Regions from separate parts of the Homo sapiens genome. Here region 2 is linked to region 1. Evidence: chromatin contacts called from ENCODE Hi-C or POLR2A ChIA-PET data. All regions are on one chromosome and are shown on one strand. Each heading gives the region's core, a stretch centred on a gene start or an enhancer-like site at or near the end of the contact. The rest is flanking DNA. Distances are from core to core; before and after follow the strand shown. Region 1 holds the start of CAPN7 (calpain 7). Region 2 holds the start of RFTN1 (raftlin, lipid raft linker 1).

What was found. Hi-C counts contacts between places; a loop is a spot of excess contacts on that map. ChIA-PET counts read pairs that join two places held with the same protein, here RNA polymerase II (POLR2A). Pooled maps may share reads with other maps.
Region 2: a loop to region 1 is called in a pooled map, with 10 times the contacts of the local background. The contact joins the promoter of RFTN1 here to the promoter of CAPN7 in region 1. A Hi-C loop is called at or near these places in 2 of 37 single-sample maps with no recorded cell type and 8 of 50 pooled maps. POLR2A ChIA-PET finds 5 or more read pairs at or near these places in 2 of 52 experiments (HEK293 and activated T-cell).

What each region holds. Positions count from the first base shown.
Region 1 is chr3:15,204,996-15,207,777 of GRCh38, forward strand. CAPN7 (calpain 7) reads left to right here and starts at 1,251. Exons shown (of 21, transcript NM_014296.3): 1 at 1,251-1,602. The coding sequence starts at 1,501. It also overlaps the pseudogene COL6A4P1. RefSeq lists a silencer at 957-1,476.
Region 2 is chr3:16,512,258-16,515,039 of GRCh38, forward strand. It overlaps RFTN1 (raftlin, lipid raft linker 1), which reads right to left and starts at 1,442. Exons shown (of 10, transcript NM_015150.2): 1 at 1,185-1,442. RefSeq lists enhancers at 1-291, 842-921 and silencers at 1,212-1,571, 1,602-1,671.

The DNA of each region.
Region 1 (2,782 bases), core at 1-2,500:
CACATTAGATATATTTAAGTAGTGGAGTTGACTCATTCAACATTTTAAAATATTTGTTGAACACCTGCTCTGGAACAAGGCTTGCGCTCAACGCTGGGATCAAAGTGGTAAAGACAGGAAGCATCCCTGCTTCAGCTATAAAACTGTAGTTGCTACCTTTGAGAGCCATCTTTGGGCCAGGCACAAAATCAAATTCTGTGTGTCTTTATAACAGCCTGATGAGACCGTTGTTATTAAGAACTTCACTAAATGTGAAGAAATACACTTAAACTAAGAAATTAGAGTCCCATTTTAAATGCAGGCCAAATGACTGAAAAAAAATTTAGAGTATAATTAAAAAATTAAAAGTACACACTTAAAATGTAGTTTGATAAGTTTTGACAAACGTATATATTTTTACACCACCATTGAGATATAAAACATTCTCATCATCCGAAAAGATTCCTTTGTATCCCCTTCCCAACCACTGATCTGCTTTCTAACATCGTAGTGTTTTCTAGTGTTTCTTATAGATGGAATTATACATTATGTACTCAATTCTTACTTCTTTGACTCAGCATGAATTTGGTGGTGCCCATCACTAATTCATTTTTATTACTGCTGACTTCAGACCTTTAGGGGAGAGAAGACATAAATCAAATAATCACCTAATTAAGTATTTAATTACAACAGCATCAAGTTAACCTAAGGGTAAGTACAAGTGGAAATACATTACCTTGTTTGTTAACAATTCAATCAATACGACCTTGGTGTACAGTGGGGGGCTATAGGGTCATGATTCAGCTTGTGGAAAACAAATGAAAATAAATGTTAGCGAAGAGTGACTCTAAAGAACCTCTGTCCTCACGGTAATTTTTTTAATGTGTCAGATGCTGGTGGGAGGCATTCTTCCTTAGCTCTTTACTCCCATCCCTTACACTTAACAGAGGAAAGGATCTGTAAGGCGCGTACCCCTCTACTGCCCACTGTCGACGAAAACAGCCTCGCCCTGCACCGCCACCGCCACGCATAAGGCGGTGTGTGGGCAGCTCGGACGTGGCACCTGCCCTCAGCTGCTCAATCCCGGGCGCCGCGACGGTCACGTGCACAGCGGCAGGCCTTTTTGCCCCGCCCCCGCGGCCCGGCTCCTGCGTGGGCCCGGCCCCGCCCACAGCCCGCGCAGTCCCGCGAGCCTGGCCTCGGCGGCCCCAGCTTCTAAGGAGCTCGTGAGGGCCAGGCTGCGCCTGCGTCGGGCGGCTGGTGGGCGGGGCGAGGGCCGCTGGGGCCGCGAAGTGGGGCGGCCGGGTGGGCTACAAGCCGGGTCTGGGCTGAGGGGCGCGGCTTCGCGGTGGACCCCAGCCCGGCAACGGGAAGGCGAGCTCTCCTCCACCGTCCAAAGTAAACTTTGCCGCTCCTTCCGCGGCGCTCCCGAGTCCTCGCCGCCGCCGGGCCGCCGCAGTCCGCGAAGAGCCGTCCTGCGTCAGGGCCTCCTTCCCTGCCCCGGCGCGGGGCCACTGCGCCATGGACGCCACAGCACTGGAGCGGGACGCTGTGCAGTTCGCCCGTCTGGCGGTTCAGCGCGACCACGAAGGCCGCTACTCCGAGGCGGTGTTTTATTACAAGGTAGGGCCGGGCCCGGCGCTTCGGTCGGAGTTGCTCAGTCGGAGTGCGGCCCGGGCCTGCGGCCGAGGGGCGGGATCCGGGTGCGGAGGCTAGCGGCCCCGGCTTTGCTTTTCCCTCGTCCGCCTCCCGGCCCTCCTCTTGTTGGGAGCGGCAAGCCCGAGTGCAGAGGCCGACGCTGAGGCTGCGGGGAGGCTGGGTCGCGGCTTGCAGCCGCCGCTCCTCCACCTGTAGTCCTGACTGGCAAATGCCCACCGTTGAGCCGCTTTGGGGGGCAGGTGTTAGATATGGGTAGTTAGTAGCCAATTCTTGCTGTCACTTGACTCTGATTTACAGCTAGCGGGAAATGGCCTGTGATATATATCAAAATAATGCATGCTCGTTAAATAAACTTAAAAAGAATAAAAACCATCTCCTGTCATAGCATTTGACATACAGTCATGCGTCCTTAGCGATGTGATATTTTCTGAGAAATGTGTTCTTAGGCCATTTTGTTGTTGTGCGAACACCGTAGAAAGCGCTTACACAAGCCTGAATGGTACAGCCTGTTCCACACCTAAGCTGTATGGCATGGCCTGTTGCTCCTAGGTTACAGGCCTGCGCAGCGTGTTGCTGTACTCAGTGGTGTGTGCAGTTACATGCAGTGGTAAGTATTTGTGCATCTAAACATAGAAAAGGTACAGTAAACATGCAGCATAAAAGATAAAAAAAAAATACTACACCAGTGTGGGGCACTTACCCACAAAAGGAGCTTGCAGGACTGGAAGTTGCTCTGAGTTGGTGAGTAGTGGTGAGTGAATGTGAAGGCCTGGGACATTCACTGCTCTACTCTTGTAGACTTTATAAGCAGTGTACCCTTAGGCTACGCTAAATTTTTTTAATCTTTCTTCAGTAATAAACTAACCTTAGCTTACGGTAACCCTTTTACTTTATAAACTTCTAAATTTTCTTAACTTTTTAACTCTTTTGTAATAGCTTAAAACGAACTTATTGTGCAGTTACACAAACATTTTCTTTATATCTTTATTTGGTAAGTTTTTTTGTTTCTTTTTTTTTTTTTATTCTTTAGTTAAAAACTAAGGCACACGTTAGCCTAGGCCTACACCTCGTCAGGATCATCAATATTACTGTCTTCCACCTCCAATCTTGTCCCACTGGGAGGTCTTCAGGAGCAATAACAGGA
Region 2 (2,782 bases), core at 192-2,691, 1.3 Mb after region 1:
AGGCCTTAACTTATCCTGAGATGACACACGATGGCAGGGGTTGGAAGATGCCTAGTCTAGTTGAGCGCCCAGCTCCTGAAACAGCTGTACCGACTACAAGGGTTCCAGCACATGAGTTGCTGGAAACTGGGGTGACCACTGACAGAGATTGAGCCAGACTTTTTTTTTAAAAAAGTACTTCTTGTTTGTTTGTTTTAAGCCCCCGAAGAAACTCACTGACACCACCCAGCGTCCCTAGGGATCACCCATAACCACACAGGGCAGCTGAGGGCAAGCACAGAGTCACAGACAGACAGCAGGGAGCGTGCCTGGTTCTACAACCTTGGCCTCCACGCGGTTCTTGCTGCCAAAGGCAGCGACACCGGAGGTGAAGGGCACCAGCCCTGGCCTAGGACTGGGGTGCGCGTGCCTGACAACGGGGCTTCCCGAAATACACAACCACCTCCTCCTCGCCCAGACCCATATCCATCCTGGCGTCCCTTGAGTCTAGAGAAGTGGGTTAAGACAAGGGAAGAAAATCCCTTACAGAAGAGGAGATCCCCGTTTTCAGTGCTGGGGACTCTCGGCACCCGCGTCCCTGTGCTTCTGGTGGTTCCGGCGCTTCCTCGGAGCGCGCGGCATGTCTGCTCCTACACGTCCAGCACCTCTGTCCCCAGAGCAAACCCACCTCCCAGGGCACACGCAGAGGGGCAGTCAGGCACCGCCTCCACCCTGCCCCACCCAGGCCGCGCGCACCCCGGAAACCTGGACTCCGCGACCAGCTCCCTCCTGTTCTTTTCCGAGGACCCCAGCGGCAGTGTGTCCTGGACCCACCTGTAGCCTCCAAGCTCCCCCACCTCTGCGTCCTTCCTAGGCGCTTCTGAGCCTGCAGAGCCTACGACCCCCAACAGGCTGCTCCGAAGTGCCTCTCCCTACATCGCTCCAGGAATGACTCCCCTACACCCGTTCCCCGCAAAAAAAAGTTGGCCCAAGATCCAGGCGTCCCAAGGATCAGCCCAGGTCCCCATCCGACGCGGGCCAGGGGGTGCTGCTCTGGCAGCTCCGGAGCCCCGGCAAAGAGCAACCTGCAGGGAGGCGCCACGCGCGGTTCCCACTACCCGCCAGAGACCCGGTCCATGGGGCCAAACGGAGGGGCCTGTGCCGGTCGACACCCCAAGCCCTGTCGCGCCCCCCCCGCCGCCTACCGTATGGGACCGGCGGAGGAGAAGGCGCGGTCGCGGGCTCCCTGAGGCAGCGTGTTCCGTCCCGGGAGGAAAGTTTGTGCCATACAGAGGAGGCGGCGCGGGGAGGACTTGGGCGCCGGTGGGTGGAGGCGTGGGCGGTGGCGCCGCGTGGTCGTGTGTCTGTCCCTCCGGCGATCGGTGCGTCTGTCCCTCGCCGGAGCCCGCGGCCGCCGCGCTCTCGCTCGCTGCGCCCAGCGCCCGGCGCGCTCCGGCTCCAGCCCCGACGCGCCCCCGCCGCCGCCGCCGCGCGTCCGCCGGCTACACTTCCTCTTCCTCTGAACTCATGTGCAAAATATGCTACGCTGCATCTTCAGGGAAAGCCTCGCGGCCCCTGACAGCAGCCGCTGGAGCGGTGGGCCCGCCCAGCTCTCCCCGCGCCCCCTCGGAGTTCCGCCCGGTCACCTCCACGCGGCCGAGCTGCAAGCGACCCTGGCAGCCTCAGAACCCAGGGGTCAGGGGCTCATCGATCCTCCCTCCCAGCCCCTCCTAATCAAGGTTGTGTGCTGTCAGGAAGAGCGCCTGGGAGACAAGGATCCTTCAAGATTTGAGCCAGGATGCTGAAAGGGCGACTGCCATCAAGGTGCTGATGGCTGGGGGTGGGGTTGGGGCCGACTTGAGAGAGGACCATTTCTCGACCCCATTCCACAGGTGGGAGCATCCCTAAACATCTCAGGTGCTGCTGAAATTCTCTCTTGCGAGTTAGTGCTTCAGGGAAGGGTAATGCCACTGTCTCCGTTGCCATCCCTTGGTCTACCTACTTAAGATGTCCAGAGGTTTGAGAAGATCTGGAGAATCACCTTGCGTGGCAACTTGAGGCACCCAGGGAGAAAATTATATAAAGAGTGAAGCACTAGTAAACCAGGCTGCATTAGTAAAGTGAAGATGTGAGGCAAGGAGCCATTAGAAAATATTTTCTTCGTAAAACTAAACCAAGCAGAATTACAGTGTAGGGGTTAAGAGGGGGAACTTTAAAGTCAAATAATCAGGGTTGGATTCCTGGCTTTAGTACTTACTGGCTGTGTGACTTTGGGTAAGTGACTTAACTGCTCTGCGCCTATTTGTCACATGGCACTTCTTCGTGGGTTATTATATGTAAAGTGTTTAGCAACCACTCTATAACTTAGCTATTATCATTATTTTAAGGGGGCTAGAACAAGAAGGGTGAGATAATTTAATTAATTATCTCCATTTTCTAATTGGGCAAAGAAGACCCTGTGTGGGCAAAGTTAAGCACTGGAGCACACAGGGTGGAGGGCTGGTTTAGGGGCCCAGCAGTGTTTCGATGAGGTCCTTCTGGCACTAATAACACTCCTCCAGCAAGTAAGGAAGCACTATTTTGTTTTCAGGGACTCTTCCTGTTACCACAGCTTCTCAGAGATTTTCTTCCTTATTTTCTCTTTCCATAGCCTTTCTAGTTCTGTTTTGCTCCCCCTCCCTCACCACTGTTTTGTTTTTATTTGTTTTTCTCCTTTCCCTTTCCACCCCACCTTTTCCTGGTGTCACACTCACCACCACTATCCCCAGTGTCCCCCATTTCCCCCCTACACTTGAGCTTGCCA